2 separate regions of the Homo sapiens genome follow, and region 2 is linked to region 1. The links are chromatin loops, found by intact Hi-C in ENCODE. Cell type or tissue: A673. All regions are shown on one strand. Each heading gives the region's core, and the rest is flanking DNA. Links, peaks and the distances in the headings are about the cores only.

Region 1 (8,324 bases), core at 56-8,055:
TTTAATTTTTCAAACAGAAGAGCCCCTGTCCCAGTTACTGCTGCTGAGCCCTTTCAAGATGATTCAGTGAGGAGGGAGAAAAGCGGAAGCGGTGTGGGAAGAGGCGGGGTCTGGGCCAGCTGCTGGTCCTGCTCTCCTCCCTCCTCTGGCCTCTAGGCTCCCAGGACTGGTTTGGAACCCGCGCCATGTGCTCTGGAGGCTGTGGCAGGGCAGGTGCGGCTTGGAACCCGCGCCATGTGCTCTGGGGGCTGTGGCAGGGCAGGGGCGGCTTGGAACCTGCGCCCTGTGGTTTGGGGGCTGTGCCAGGGCAGAGGGAGTCCTCTTGTCCCCTGTGCACAACACAGACAGAAGGCTGGGCCCACCCAGTGGGTGGTCGCGTGCCAGGCCAGTGCTTACCCCGCCTTGTTTGCAGCCCGAGGCCAGCTGGTTGCAGGTGCAGGGCTATGCATCAGGGGTCAGGGTGCACATACCCCTGCAGGTCTTGGGGCTCCTGAGTTGCTTCTGGAAAGGCCCAGATAGGGCCTGACTGCAGCTGCCGAGGGGTGGAGCTTCTGGGAAAAGGATCCCTCCTAGGGGGGAGTGTCTTGGGCCTGGGGCTATGTGGCAGGGACAGAGACGGGTTCATGGCAGTGTCTGCTCTTCTCTGTGAAGGCAAAGGGCCTCTGAGGGAGTATTACAGCCGCCTCATCCACCAGAAGCATTTCCAGCACATCCAGGTCTGCATCCCCTGGCTGGAGGGCCGAGGACTACCCCCGCTTCTAGGTGAGAGGCCAGCAGGAGGCTCAGGGAGGAGGCGGGGCCTTATGCAGGGGGAACAGGGGTGGGCGGGGTGTACCTTTTCTGAAAAGGTGGCTCTGGAGGCCACTTGGGGACAGGACCTGGGCTCTAGCTGAACTCCCGGGAGAAGGCTACTTCCTGGTGTGCCAGCCCCTCCCTGCCAGGTGGCCCCAGAGGCCCTTTACCAAGGGGTTTGAGGAAGCCACGTCCTTTCAGCCTGCCACGCCCTCCATTCAGTCCTCTTCCTTCCTGCAAGAGGGCTGGGCCTGGGGTTGGGGCCACTGTTGCCCAGGTGTGGGAGGGCAGTGGCTTTGGGAGGTACAGGGACGATGAGTCAGACAGCGTCGCCTCACCAGTGAGATGGTTCTCCTTTGCCTCCGTCTCTTTCCCCATTGATTTCTCCAAGTGGGGAGTCGTGGCTTGTTCCTGATGCGTCTCTAGAGCCACATCTTCCAGCTTCGAGTGAGCAGAGCTGTTGGAGGCTGAGGGCCTTTTCCTGGCAGGATTCTCCAGCTAGTCTTTGTTTTAGACAGTCTTGCTCCGTTGCCTAGGTTGGAGTGCATGATCTCAGTTCATGCAACCTCTGCCTCCTGGGTTCAAGCAATTCTCCCACCTCAGCCTCCCGAGTAGATTACAGGATTACAGGAGCTCTCCACAACACCTTGCTTATTTTTGTATTTTTAGTAGAGACAGGGTTTCACCATGTTGGCCAGGCTGGTCTTGAACTCCTGACCTCAAGTGATCCTCTCGCCTTGGCCTCCCTAAGTGCTGGGATTCCAGGTGTGACCCATCATGCCTGGCCCCAGCTAATCTTTAGAAATGTTTAGCTATTTGGCTTTATTTTCACACTGACAGCTGGTTTGTGGTGGGTGTGCTGTGGTTTATTATTATTATTATTATTATTATTATTATTATTATTATTTTGAGACGGAGTTTCGCTCCTGTAGCACAGGCTGGAGTGCAATGGTGCGATCTTGGCTCACTGCAACCTCTTCTTTCCCAGGTTCAAGTGATTCTCCTGCCTCAGCCTCCTGAGTAGCGGGGATTACAGGCACCTGCCATGACGCTTCGCTAATTTTACATTTTTTTTTTTAGTAGAGATGGGGTTTCACCATGTTGACCAGGCTGGTCTTGAACTCCTGACCTCAGGTGATCCGCCCGCCTTGGCCTCCCAAAATGCTGGGATTACAGGTGGGAGGTGAACCTGGGAGGTGGAGGTTGCAATGAGCTGAGATTGTGCCACTGCACTCCAGCCTGGGTGACAGAGTGAGACTCTGTCTCAAAACAAAACAACAAAAAAATCAAATTGTGGTTACGTAGAAAAAGTGTCAACTTACATTTTCAGATGTCCCAGCCAGGCCGTGTGGCTGCTTGGCCAGCTTAAGCCACTTGTGGTTGGGGATGTCGGGGGCCTTATCCAATTTTCACTCCCCTCGGGGGGTGTTGCCTCACTGTGCTGGGAGGATTTGTGTTCCCGGGGCAGAGACCAGCGCTCTGGCCACACCCCTCTTGCCTAGCAGGGTCGGTGGACCTGGATGTCTGTCTGGACACGTCCTCCAGTGGCCTGGACCTGCCCATGAAGGTGGTGGACATGTTCAGGTGCTGTTTGCCTGCGTGTGCCGTGAACTTCAAGTGGTAGGAGCAGAACCCGAATTTTTTCTGGGGATAGCTTCACAGATCCACCGCTGAGGGGGAAGCAGTGCAGAGTGAGCTGCCCACAGTGAGGCCCTGCCCCTCGGTCAGTCCAGCACACACTGGAGGCCACGAGGAGGAGCCCTGCGGTTACTGTGGCTGGGCTGAGCCTCACTGAAGTAGTTGCTTCCATTTAGAGCTCATGTTACATTTAGGTTGGTACAAAAGTAATCACGGTTTTTGCCATTAAAAATGGCAATTACTTTTGCACCAACCCAGTATGAAAAAAAAAAAGCACCTTAAATAACAGAACTTCACTCGGGGCTTTTGCTCCTAGAGTAGAATTGGCGGGAATTGCCTGCAGGCTTACATGGTTTTCTTTGTTTCTTTCTCTCCCACCATGTCCCTTTTGGCCAAGCTCACGTGGTGGGTTTGAATCAGTTAAATGAGTGTCATGCTGTGGCCTCACTCCACCCAGCATAGACGGGTGTTTGGAAGGGTGGAGTTAGAGGAGATTCTAGAAGCAGTAGCCCCAGCAAAAGTTGCGCCCTTGGCCCCTGCTCAGGAGCCGGCCCCTGGATGGGATTCAGGGATGTGAGCCTCTCGTGTGAGCTGAGCTGAGGGAATGTCGGGATCAAATCTGGTGTCCTAGAAAAGTCATCTTTTATGTGCTGAACCAGTCCCCAGGGGGTTGCCTTTACTTGTTCCTTGGCCATGGAATTAAGAAAAACATGCAAAAATAATTCTTCAGTCCTTGAAGAGCATCCAGCACAGAAGGTACAAACCTTCCTTAAGGCTCTCTCCTCAAATCGGTTTGACCATTTTGATGTGCACCCCCCCCAGGCTTTTATACCCTTCAGATGCCAAATCTAAGAACCACCTCCCAGAAGCCACACACCCTGTTCCAACCCCCAGCCTGGCTTGAGCGTGGGGTGGGTGGGAGCCCAGCTGGGCACCCCAGGGGTCTAGTGTCTTCTCCAGGAAACTCTCGGGCTCCTTTTGTTCTCTCTGCAGTTTACATGAGCTGGTGAAACATGAAGAAAACCGCCTGGTCTTTGAGGACTCAGAGGAACTGGCAGCTCAGCTGCAGGTAGCCATGTCTGCCACCACGCCAGGGTGGACAGGGTTCTGGAGACTGGCACCGAGCCATGCTCCCTGATCCCTGTTTCACACAGCCAGGGTGGGACCATGCGGGGTCTGGCGGAAAAGCTAGGGAGGGAGCAGAAGTCACAGAGGCTGGCCTACTCTGCTGTCCCATTTCGGTACAGTAGGCTCGGTAAAGTTAGGACACAACCCCACCTGCCCTCTAGATTTATGGAGCTGAGACTCCACAAATGATGCTGGAGCCGGGTGGGCCAGGCTGCAGTTTAGGAAGTGATCAGGATCAGGTAGTGCGTGGGCTAAGGGAACTTCTGGGACCAGCCTTGAAAGATGGGTGGAATTCTGCAAAGGTTACTTGTTTCTTATTGCAAAAAGTAATACATCATTCTTGTCAACAGAATGATTGGGAGGATTTTCAGTAAAGGTCCAGGTCAGAAGTCATTTAGACTGGGTCCCCCAGTCTCTGTCAGAACCATGGTACTCTGTTGTGGTGTGAAAGTAGCCACAGATCATCTGTAGATTAAGGGGTGTGGCTTTGTTCCAATAAAGCTTTATTTACAAACACAGGCTGTGGGCTGGATTTGGCCTGCAGGCTGTAGTTTGTGATCCTTGATTCAGACAGTTTAGCAAGGCTGAAAAGAACACCCCCTTGTTACCCACAGATGGGTGGGACTGTGTTGGCCAGAGGCCGAGAGGAGGGTGCTCACAGGGGAACGTACATCATGTAGAGGCCGGAAGGTGCTCCAGGGCACCAAGTGTGGGAAAGTGGGACATACGGGGAAGTTTCCAGAAAGCATGTCAAGATGGAGGCGGAGCGCTGCTGGGGTGTGAAGGGTCTCAAGTCCAAGTGAGGGAGCTAGGGACTTGGGAGGGGTTGTTGTTGGGTCGGGGAGCTGGGGTCATCCAGGTGGTGACCTGGGATGGGGTGGGGACAGGCAATGAGGTAAGCTCTGCTCTTCAGTATTTTGCAGATGCTTTTCTCAAACTTTCCTGATCCTGAAGGCAAGCTAAACCAGTTCCGGAAGAACCTGCGGGAGTCGCAGCAGCTCTGATGGGATGAGAGCTGGGTGCAGACTGTGCTCCCTTTGGTTATGGACACATAACTCCTGGGCCAGAGGCTAAAACCCCAGGGCCCCTGCTGTCCTTCCCGCAGCTTCTTCTTGGAGTCTCAGGGCAAACCCTTTCAAGCAGCGCCTCCCAGTGGCCAGAAGCTGAAATGACGGCAGTGGTGCCACCTGGTGAATGACCCGGGAAGCTGTGGTTGGCCCTGATTTCTTCTTTGGAGTCTCAGAAATGCTTCCTGTCTTCTTCTGTTCTTCACGCCCCATGTCCCTGCTAGCGTATTACTGTTCTGTGACTTCCCTGTGACCTCTGCAGTACTCCTCATCCTGCATTTGGTCTCCAGGTGTCACCTTTCTGCCATGTTCCTAACACTTTGATTCCTGTCTTGAGAAAAGCACCTGCTGCACCACAAGCCCAGGGATGTGGCAGCTGCAGCGGGCTTGGCTTTGTGAGGAACCGAGTGTGTCCAGGGATGTGGCAGCTGCCGCGGGCTTGGCTTTGTGAGGAACCGAATGTGTCCAGGGATGTGGCAGCTGCAGCGAGCTTGGCTTTGTGAGGAACCGAGTGTGTCCAGGGATGTGGCAGCTGCAGCGGGCTTGGCTTTGTGAGGAACCGAGTGTGTCCACGTTGGGGGAACGTCATACTTGATACACACGTTTTTATTTGCACAAAGAAAATGCTATTTTTGGAGCCAGAATTTTCATGTCTGATTTATGGTGATTTTCTTAAGAACCAGAACTGCTGGCAGAAAGGGGGCACCCACATGCTTAGATAGCCGATGTCTTATTAGAGGGCAGATTGTGGTTCCTGATTTGGAATTTAACATTCTCCAAACATTCCAGTCCAATGAAAGTTTTATCCGCTTTCCCATATAAAAATTCTTCCCACGAGAGTGATTTGATTCTAACAATCCCGTTGGAGTCGTGTATGAGTCCTACAGTGTGAGGTTCAGCATTGCCATCTCCAAGTGCTCTCCATAGGGAAACAGTTTCTGGTCATGATGAGCTTCCGCTTCCCATCTGATCCCAGCCCAGCCTGGAAACAGAGCACGTGTTTGAGGATGGCGGTGTTTGGGGACAGGACATGAGCGTATTGTGTGGGGCTGCTAGGACAGGCCTGGCGGGGTGGGGAGTGTCTAAGTCAGTTTACTTGGTTCACAGGTTCCCAGGCCCACCCAAGTACCTAGAATTGGCCTCCAGGAAGGGACCAGAAATCTGGTTTTACATAGAAATGGCTAGCAGCAGGCACCATGCAGCTGTCCACTCTCTGCCCGAGTCTGCCCCAGCACGTGGCACAGCAGGACAGAAGCAGAGATCTGAACCCACATCTACCTGGCTGTTCCATCAACCCACTCTTCACAAAGCTTAGAAAGTGGCCGGGCACAGTGTCTCATGCCTGTAATCCCAACACTTTGGGAGGCCAACGCCGGTGGATCACTTGAGGTCAGGTGTTCGAGACCAGCCTGGCCAACATGGTGAAACCCCATCTCTACAAAAATACAAAAATTAGCCAGGCACGATGGTGGGTGCCTGTAATCCCAGCTACTTGGGAGGCTGAGGCGGGAGAATTGCTTGAACCCAGGATGCGGAGGTTGCAGTGAGCCGAGATTGTGCCACTGCACTCCAGCCTGAGTGATAGAGTGAGACTCCATCTCAAAACACACACACACACACACACACACACACACACACACACACACACACACACACGCTTAGAAGGGGCTGGTGTTCTCATAAGCACAGATGTCTGAAGAGCCATTAGCCAGAATGATTCTTTTTTTTTTTTTTTTTTTTGAGATACGATCTTGTTCTGTCACCCAGGCTGGAGTGCAGTGGCACAGTCATTGCTCACCACAGCCTCGACTCCTGGGCTCTAGCAATCCTCCGACTTCCTGAGTAGCTGGGATGACAGGTGCATGCCACCATGCCAGTATTTTTTTTATTTTGTAGAGATGGGGTCCTGAACGCATGGCCTTAAGTGATGCTCCTGCCTCAGCCTCTTTTATTATTATTTTTTAGATGGAGTTTTACTCTGTTCCCCAGGCTGGAGTGCAGTGGCGCCATCTCAGTTCACTGCAATGTCTCCCAGATTCAAGTGATTCTCCTACCTCAGCCTCCCGAGTAGCTGGGATTATAGGCGTGCACCACCACGCCTGGCTAATTTTTGTGTTTTCAGTAGAGATGGGGTTTCACCGTGTTGGCCAGGCTGGTCTTGAACTTTTGACCTCAGGTGATCTGCTCACCTCAGCCTCCCAAAGCCTCAGCCTCTTACAGTGTTGGGATTACAGGCATGAGACACTGTGACCCGGGATGATTTTCAATCACGGTTTTTTGTTACGAGTGGAAAATGCATATTTATAAAAATGAAGTAGTACAGACATGAACGTGTAGCAATCTCTATAATCCTGCCATCCAAGGATGGCACCTGTTAACGTGCATATCAGGGATGTCCAATCTTTTGGCCTACCTGCGCTACATTGGAAGAAGAAGAATCGCCTTGGGCCACACATAAAATACACTAAAGCTAGCAATAGCTGATGAGCTAAAAGAAAAAAAAATCACAAAAAAACCTCATATTGTTTTAAGAAAGTTTACAGATTTGTGTTGGGCCACAGGTTGGACAAACCTGCTATATACATGTTCTAGGTTTTCCCCTATAGGTATACCTATGTGAAAATGATTATTTTGATACATTTTTTTTTGAGATGAAGTCTTGCTATGTTGCTCAAGGTGGCCACAAAGTCCTGGGCTTAAGCCATCCTCCCGCCTCAGCCTCCTGAGTAGTTGGAATATAGGTACTCATAACCACGTGTGGGTGATTATTATTAGTTTTTAAACAAAAATGGGGCTGGGCGCAGTAGCTCACGCCCGTATTCCTAACACTTTGGGAGGCTGAGGCAGCAGATCACTTGAGGTCAGGAGTTCAAGATCAGCCTGGCCAACATGGAGAAACCTCGAATCTACAAAAAATACAAAAATTAGCCAGGCGTGGTAGCACGCACCTGTAGTCCCAGCTACTCAGGAGGCTGAGATGGGAGGATAGCTTGAACCTGGGAGGTGGGAGGATGCAGTGGGCCGAGATGGCACCACTGCACTCCAGCCTGGGCAATACAAAGCCAGACTCTGTCTCAAAAAAAAAAAAAAAAAAAAAAAAAAAGGTTGGTGGGGGCTTATACTATATGTACTGCTTGGCACTGTTTTTTTTTCACTTAAAAGATATTGCAGGTTTTTTTTCACGTAAGTATCTGAAGAAAGACTTCCTTTTTTTTTTTTTTTTTTGCTTTTTTGCTTTTTTGAGACAGGGTCTTGCTTTGTTGCCCACGCTGGAGTGCAGTGGTGAGATCAGGGCTCACTGCAGCCTCCACCTCGTGGGCTCAAGCCATCCTCCCACCTCAGCTTCCCGAGTAGCTGGGACTACAGGCATGTCCAACCACATCTGGCTAGTTTCTGTATGTTTTGTGAAGATGGGGTCCCACTATGTGGCCCAGGTTGGTCTTGAACACCTGGGGTCAAGTAGTCCTCCTGCCTTAGCCTCCTAAAGTGCTGAGATGACAGGCCTGAGCCCCACGCCTGGCCAGCCTCCTGTGCGAGGTTGTGCGGGACTCTGTCATGGAACCCAGTATGTCTTCGCGTGCTGGCTTGTTTGTTGGCTCTGTAGTTAACGGGCTGCCCCACGTGGACAGGCACTGGGTCGTCCATGTCTCTGTGTGCAGGCAGAGGCTGCTGCGGGTGCATCTTTGCACATGGCTGCCA
Region 2 (8,324 bases), core at 284-8,283, 160 kb before region 1:
CTTGCATGGCTGCTCCCTCTGCTGGGAACTTTCTCCTCCCAATATCCACACAGTCCGCCTGCTCCCCTCCTTCAGGCCTTTGCTCAATGTCCCTATTTGGTGAGGCCTTCCCTGGCCACCTATTGAAACCCGTATACTCATCTCCACCCTGGCACCCCAGCCCCTCCCCTGCTTGATTTTTCTCTGGCTGCCCTCAGCTACGTGCGTATTTTAGTTATTTATCTGCTTATTGTCTTGTCTCCTTTCACGTAATTTGAGCTTTAGGAAGGCAGGGATCATTGTCCCTGTCCAGTTCACTGGCACATAGTAGACACTCGACAGTGATTTGTTGAATGAATGAATGTATGAATGAATGCCTACAGTTGGGAGTGGGCAGGCTGTGAGACAACAGAGAGTACGGGGACTGGGGATTACTGGGAGCTCAAGTCCCGGCTAATGCTCTCCAGCTGGTTTTTGTCTCGTGGGAAAGCATGTCATTACTGCCCAATTGACTATTTAAGAGAAGCCAGAAATCTGGATTTTTAGTGAAATTCTCCAATGTTTCAAGCACTGAGAACTAGTGTAGGTTTATAAAACATCTTGAGGACCAAATGATACCTATCTGTGTGCCAAGTTTGGCCCATGGACACCTGGTGGTGGCAAATGGTGGTGGCAAACGGTGGGTGCAGGGTGTTCAGATTTTTCTCCCCATCCCTGCCTCCTCTCCTGGGCTTCAGACCATCCATCTAACCAGCTGCCTCCTGAGCACCTCCACCTGGGTGGCCTCCCAGACTTTCAGAATCAACAGGTTCCACCCTGAATTCATCCTCCCTTACTGTCAACCAGAATCTCCGAGCTCCTCATCTCAGTGACACCCCCAGCCCTCTTCTCTCACTCACCCCCACATCTTGTCTCCTAAATCAATATTTCCCAGCCTGCCCCTGCTGCCTGCCCTGTTCCCAAGGCCCTTGCCCAGGCTCAGGCCATCATCTCACTGGGTGCCTGTTCTCATCGTCTCTTCACTGAGTTGGCGGCTTCACTTTAAGGTATAACTGGGGGAGTGGGTGGAGCACTCCACAATCTGGTCAGCTCAGGTCCTGCAGAGGTCTTGATCCGGCCTTGGGGTAGAGGGATTATACACACACACACACACACACACACACACACACACACGTATATACATATACATATACAAAAACATATATATCAAATATGTATATATAAGTCAAAGTGTAAAAATCTGAAGTGTATAGCATCTACCCTCCTGTGCCACCCACATCAGGGTTTTTAAATAGCATCTACCCTCCTGCACCAAGAAGTAGAACACTTCCAGTTTCCCAGCAGGCTCCCTCATGCCCCTTCTCGGTGAGCACTGTCCTTCCGCTCCCCCAACACGGTTCTGACCTTTATTACTGCAAACCAATGAAACCCCTCCTAGAATTTCACATGAATAGGATCGTCCAGTTAGTAGAATTTTATGTCTGGACTCTTTTTTTTTTTTTTTTTTTTTTTGCTCAGTATAATGATTCTGAGATTCATCTATGCTGTGGTGTGCACAGGTAGTTTGTTCTTTTTATTGTATGGATGCGCCATTGTGTAAATTGATCACAATTTGTTTATTCAGACACCCATTGATGGCTATTGGGCTGTTTCTGGCTTTTGGCAATTATGAGGATGTCTGCATGAACTTCCCTGTGGCAGCCTTTTGTGGACATAAGTCTGCCTAGAAGCAGAATTTCTGGGTCCTACCTTAAGTGCATGTCTGCCCTTCATGTAAAATGACGAGGAAAAGTGGCTATAGCTTGTACTTTGCATTCCCTCCATCAGGGAATGAGAGTTCCAGTTGCTCCACAGTCTTGCCAATACTTGACATTGTTGGTCTTTGATTTCACCAGTGCTTTATCTGGAGAGTCCAGGCATGGTCATGGTTGAAGTCTCTGCTCTCAGCTCCCGCCTCAGTCTTCCTTCAGCCAGTCTGACCTGATGACCTCTTGCTTTCCTGCTCCTAGAAATGCCCCTGTGCTTTAGGCAGCCCCTCCAGCTGTTTCTCTTCCCATGGGGCAAGGAATTTGCAGGACCCAGGGGACACCCCTTCTTGGACCACACCCCATCCCCTTCTAGACCAGGCCATGAGTATTCAGTACCTGAAGATTCTCTGTTCCCATGTCCCAGTGTCCTGAAGCCCATTTCCAGGGCCTGTGTGGGCCTCTTTCCCAGCCCACGCTCCTAAGGGCAGACCATCCTCTCGAGATGGGAGAGCAGCAGGACTTGTTTTCCAAGCCTCAGTTACAGACCTGCTAATCAAGGCAGGATATAGCAAAGAAACTGGTGCAAACCAGCTAGGACCAGGATGGTGATGAAAGCAACCTCTAGTTGCCCTCATTAGTCATTATATGCTAATTATAATACATTTGCATAAGATACTCCCACCAGCCCCATGACAGTTTTCAAATGCATGGCAACACCCAGGAAGTTACCTTATATGATTCCTGGAACTCCTCACCCATTTTCCAGAAAGTTCATGAATAACCTACCCTTTATTTAGCGTATAATTAAGAGAGGGTCTAAAAAGAGCTAGGCAGCAATGCACGAGTGCTACTCTGGGCCCCTCTGCCTGTGGCAGAGCTCTGCTCTGTCTATAGGGCAGCGTTTTGCTGTACACTGCTGCTCTAATAAACTTGCTTTCTTTCACTGATGCTGGCTCTTGAATTCTTTCCTGAGTGAAGCCAAGAACCTACCAAGGCTAAGCCCTAACTTTGGGGTTCACCTGCATCACTCTGGCGTGTGTACTACTAAATCTGAAGGTTGGCCAAGGACAGCTGCAGGTTGGGGTGTTCATCTGCAAGTGTGTGAAGACCTTAGCTGTAGAGGATGAAGCCTGGGGTCAGGAAGAGAAAGCGGGTGGGCTGCAAGCTGGGGCGACTTTCCCCACACTCTCACATGTGAAACTTCCGAGAGTCTAGTAATCCCAGATTTCTACCTAGCTTCCAGGCTATTATGCACCTTGGACTTCTATAACAAAGTGCCACACACTGAGTGCCTGAAGCAGCAAAATGTATTCTCTTCACCTGGGATCAGAAGCTCAAAATCGAGGTGTCAGCAGAGTCGGTTCTTTCCAAGGGATGTGAGGGAAGGATCTGTTCCACCAAACACCCATGAGTCCAGCAAACCACCAGGAGCAAGGAGAGACCAGGTGTTCAGTCCTACAGTGTCACCTGCGGGCCTTGTGACCAAACGGCCTCATTGTCCTCTCTGGGTCTCAGTTTGTCTGCAAAATGGGAAACTTAGCTCAAGATAAAAAAAACGGATTGTTGTCTTCCTGTCAAATTTCCTCCATATGTGTTTTGTTTGTTTGTTTGAGACAGGATCTTACTCTGTCACCTAGGGTGGAGTGCAGTGGTGCGATCTTGGCTCACTGCAACCTCCGCCTCCCAGGCTCAAACGATTCTTGTGCCTCCATCTCCTAAGTAGCTGGGATTACAGGCATGCTCCACCACACCCAGCTAATTTTTTCTATTTTTAGTAGTGATGGGGTTTTACCATGTTGGTCAGGCTGGTCTCAAACTCCTCGACTCAAGTTGATCTGCTCACCTCGGCCTCCCAAAGTGCTGAGATTATAGGCGTGAGCCACCATGCCCAGCCCCCAGATATGTTTTGTTTGACCTACATAGTGATGTATAAACTTTGAATTGGTTGCCAACCTGTAAAAATCAAGAAATTTCATCTAAAACCCAAATTTCTGGCCTCTTTTGAGAAATGAGCCCTTTTTCTCTTATGGCTGCGATTGGCTGGGTAAAGTTGTGGCAGCCCCTTTTACAGGGCTCCAAAGGCCTGTCTTAAAAAATCGAAGCTTTGGCTGGGCACAGTGGCTCATGCCTATAATCACAGCACTTTGGGAGGCTGAGGCAGGCGGATCACCTGAGATCAGGAGTTCAAGACCAGCCTGACCAACATGGTGAAACCCCGTCTCTACCAAAGACACAAAAATTAACCAGGTGTGGTGGCGGACGCCTGTAATCCCAGCTACTTGGGGCGCTGAGGCAGGAGAACTGCTTGAACCCAGGAGGCAGAGGTTGCAGTGAGCCGAGATTGTGCCACTGCACTTCAGCCTGGGAGACAGAGGGAGAATACATCCCCCCCACAAAAAAAAAAAATCTAAGCTTCAAGTCGGATGGAGTGGCATGCTCCTGTAGTCCCAGGTACTCAGGAGGCTGAAATGGAAGGATTGCTTGAGCCCAGGAAGGCGAGGCTGCAGCGAGCTATGATTGCACCACTGCACTCCAGCCTTGGCGACAGAGACAAGACTGTCTCAAAAAACAAATAAACAAACAAACAAAACCCCACTAAGTGTTGATGAAAAGGATTCCAAGAGGTAGGGGATAGATTGCCAGACAAAGCAAGTAAAAATACAGAACTCTCAGTGTGGCAGCTCTCGGTGGGGACTTGAGGAGCTGGGTTTCAGGGAGGGCCGCACAGTTCAGTGCAATTCCGAATTGTACCACCATGGGGAAGCAGAGCCACAAAGTTGACCTGAGTGGTCCGGTTGGGTTCCTCTGCCAGGACCTCGGGGGCCAGGAGTGCCCGGGGCTGCCTGGAACTGAGGAGTGGTGGGAAGCTGAAAGGAGATGGAGGAGGGAGGAGCTGGGGACTGTGCCTGACCCAGTGTCCAACAGCTGAGGGAGGCCAGAGGAGGGAAAGGTCCTAGTGGGTGCAATCAGGGCAGGCTTCAAGAAAAGGACAGGCCTTAAAGACTGGCAAGATTTGGATAGAAACGGGAGGGCCCTCTGGGAGGGAGGCATGGCTTGAGCAAAGGTTTGCAGAAGGAATGAGCTTCATGGGAAGTGTGTCCTTGCCTGAGGCAGGGTGACAGTGTCTGAAATTCTGAAACACGTCTCAAGACATTGTTTTAGTCATGATCAAGTAACAGAAACCCACCTCAAATTGAGTTAAGAAAAAAAGAGGGCCCGGTGCAGTGGCCCGTGCCTGTAAACCTTACATTTTGAGAGGCCGAAGCAAGAGGATCACTTGAGCTCAGGAGTTTGAGGTCAGCCTGGGCAATAAGGTGACACCTTATCTGTACAACACTTTTAAAAAAAAATTAACTGGGTGTGGTGGCATGCACCTGTAATTCCAGCTACTCGGGAGGCTGAGAGCGGGGGATTGCTTGAGCCTGGGAGTTCAAGGCTGCAGTGAGCTGTGATCACACCACTGCACTCCAGACTGGGCAGCAGAGTGAGGCCCTAACAGTTAAAACAATAAAGAAAAAAAAGAAAAAATGAAAAGTTATTCCCTCATGTAACTAAAAAGTCCATCAAATGATGTCATCATGCATCTGCCTCTCTTTATCTCTCAGCTCTGCCTCTCTCTGTAGTGATTCTGTTCCAGGCCACCTTCCTTCTCCCAGTGGCAATGTGGCTGCCCACAGCTCCAGGCAGACTCCCTAAAACAACTTAGCCACCACCAGCAAGAGACGACCTCATTCACAGTGACTCCACAGACATCCTGGGGATCACTGATTGGCCTAGACTGTGTCATATGCCTATCCAGAAGCTAGTTGCTGCAACTCTCATGGATATGGTCTCAGTCACAGGCCACCTCTGGTATGCAGATAGATCTGTCCACTCAATGCCCCTGGACTGATATTGGGGTTGGGGGTGGTCTCCAAAGGAAAGGCAGGGTGGTCTCAGAAGATGGGACAGTGAGTGCTGGGCAGACAAAAAGAAGAGCGGTCCCAACCAGGTTTTCACCCGAGGAATGATGAGTCAGTAACTGTGGAGCAGGGCGGAGTGGGGCATGGAGTTTATTCTAGCTGTCTGTCTGTTCATTTGTTTGTTTAGCTTTTATTTATTTGTTTTTAATTTTTAATTAATTAATTTTGAGACAGAGTCTCACTCTGTCGCCCAGGCTGGAGTGTAGCGGTGCGATCGCAGCTCACTGCAATCTCCGCCTTCCAGGCTCAAGGGATCCTCCCGCCTTAGCCTCCTGAATAGCTGGGACCACAGGCGCACATCACCATGCCCAGCTAATTTTTGGATTTTTAGTAGAGATGGGGTTTTACCGTGTTGGCCAGGCTGGTCTCAAACTCCTGGGCTCAAGAGATCTGCCTACCTTGGCCTCCCAAAGTGCTGGGATTACAGGCATAAACCACCATGTCCGGCCAGTTGGTTTAGCTTTTAAATGTGAATGTGTGTGAGTGTGTGTGTGTGTGTATGTGTGTGAGTATGTCTGGGTGAATGTGTGTGTGAATGTGTGTGTGAATGTGTGTGTCTTCCAGTGTGCCTTGCCTCGATGGCTGCAGCCTGAACTCACTTAAAAAGTAATTCATGGCAGCTACCAGGTACCAGGAACAGTGCTGGAAGCCGAGAGCACTGCAATGAGCAAAAAAGATAAAGTCCTTGCCTTCCTGAATTTACATTCTGGCGGGAGAGACGGATAAAAACAGAGACCATTAAATACACAATGTGTTAGGTAACAACTAAGAGAAGGTTGGTCGGTATGTGCACAGGTGTGTGTATGTGTGCGTGCCCATATACCCATGTGTGTCGTGTGTGTGCATGCATGCATATGTGATGTCCTGTGCAGGATGGCCAGGAGGAGGAACATTTAAGCAGGGGTCCAAAAGAGGTGGGTAGTGAGCCAAGCAAAGATCTGGGCCCAGCAGTCCAGGTGGAAGGAACAGCAAGTACGAAGGCCCTGAGGCAGGAATGGGCATGGTGTTTTCAGGTATCAACAAAAGTCCTCTGACACTGAGCTAAGGGGAGAGTGGCGGGAGGGAGGACAGAGGAGTACAGGAGGCAGGTGGTGGTGCAGGGCCTTGCGGGCCACTGTAGGGACTTTGGCTTTTACTCTCCCCAAAACAGGGAGCCCTAGGATGGTTCTGAGAAGTGAAGGGACGTGATCTGACTTCGGTTTTGAGAAAACTGCCTGGCAGCTGTGTAGAAAGTAGATCACAGGGGCCAGGGCACAAGCAGGGCGGCTGGAGTGGAGGCTGCTGCAGTTGTCTGGGTGAGCGGTGAAGGCGGCTGGACCAGGGTGGCTGCTCTGGAGGTGCACGGGTGGGTGGAACTCCAAATGTATTTTGCAGGATGAGCCAATACAATTTGCTGATGGTTGGGGGTGGGGCATGATAAAAAGAGAGGAATCAAGAATGATCCAAAAGTTTTTTTGCCTGAGCAACTGTTAGGTTAGAGTTGCCTTTTCCAGAGACAGAAAGATTACAACAGAAGCAGTCGGCAAATATTTGAGAACATACTATGTGCCGAGGTTACACCTAGAAGCATGGCAACCTTGTCTTGGAGCTTGGCAAGAGAGACAGACAAGAACCACTGAACAAGTAGGTAGAGGAGAAAATACCAGCTGGTAAGAAGGGCCACTTAGAGCAACAGAACAGGGTGATGGGAGTCTGCATTTTATTCAAAGAGCAGCCAGGAACTGTGGGAGGGTTTGCAGCAGAGACAGAATCTGCTGTACCCTTTAGAAGACCACTCTGGAATAGACTGTTGGGGGCAAGATGAGACAGGGAGACCCGTGGGGAAGCTGGTGAGGAGGCTGCCGAGGCCTGAAGGTGGGAGATAGTGGCACTGCCGTCAAAGACCTCTAGCAGACGAACAGGGGTAGGAAACCGACTCCTGTTCTCTGTGAGAGGCATTTTAGGAGCATAGTGGCATCACTGTCCCCCTTCCAGGGGCTTGGACAGGTGCCTTTGCCCCGGGAGTCTCAACTCCCCAGTCTCTGCCACTTCCTCGGTGACTGTCGCATCCTCACGGATCCCTTCATCACCTTTTTGTTTCCCTATAATCAACTCCATCTCTGGATTTTCTTCATTTCCTCAGAGCTGCTCCACTATGGCTCATATCCTGTTGTTCCAGAACCCTTGCCCACCAGTACGCCCTCCTCTCTGGTGATGCCTTTCCAAAGCTTCTCCTGGGGTTGCAGGGTGGGGCTCCCACCCTTACTATACCCTGCAGCCCCATTTCTGCTTTTCACCTCTCCATCTGCAAAAACACTCCTGGCCATCTCAACACTTCTTTCTAAGTATCAGTGTTAAATCACAACCAAGTGTGTGCTCAGCACTTTACAGTTAGCACCATTCACCCTCCCATTTCACAGCCCGGGAAGGTGGGCCCTTGAGGGGAAAGAACCAGCTGTGGCAGACACCTGGCTTTATCACTTCCTAACTCTGACTCTGGGCCAGTCCTTTTGTTACCAACAAAGCCTGTCCCCCAGAAGATGGAGCCTTTTCCTGTTCTGTGCTGTGAAGCCAATACACGAACCCAAAAGTAAGCATGAAACAGTGCATGCTTTATTCGACGGCCTTTATTGAGAAGTGGGAGTTTGGCTCACAA

Evidence for each region. Peaks named below come from ENCODE experiments on the same cell type or tissue, not always from the same donor. Only the 100,000 strongest peaks of a DNase experiment are listed, where the experiment ranks them.
Region 2: a loop joins it to region 1, with 14 times the contacts of the local background. A loop is called at or near these places in 73 of 110 quality-filtered maps.

What each region holds. Positions count from the first base shown.
Region 1 is chr3:130,093,752-130,102,075 of GRCh38, forward strand. ALG1L2 (ALG1 chitobiosyldiphosphodolichol beta-mannosyltransferase like 2) reads left to right here. Exons shown (of 8, transcript NM_001136152.1): 5 at 652-762; 6 at 2,298-2,412; 7 at 3,424-3,499; 8 at 4,472-4,639. The coding sequence ends at 4,504. It overlaps LINC02014 (long intergenic non-protein coding RNA 2014), which reads right to left and starts at 553. Exons shown (of 5, transcript NR_146710.1): 1 at 397-553. It also overlaps the pseudogene FAM86HP. RefSeq lists enhancers at 1,046-1,125, 3,020-3,851, 5,515-6,344. In A673, for the core only: a CTCF peak has its summit at 4,659 (motif pointing left); a DNase peak (open chromatin) is centred at 3,370.
Region 2 is chr3:129,937,932-129,946,255 of GRCh38, forward strand. No RefSeq gene overlaps it. Among named protein-coding and RNA genes, the nearest start is that of TRH, 33 kb to the right of the region's middle. In A673, for the core only: CTCF peaks have their summits at 656, 4,483 and 4,690; a DNase peak (open chromatin) is centred at 4,490.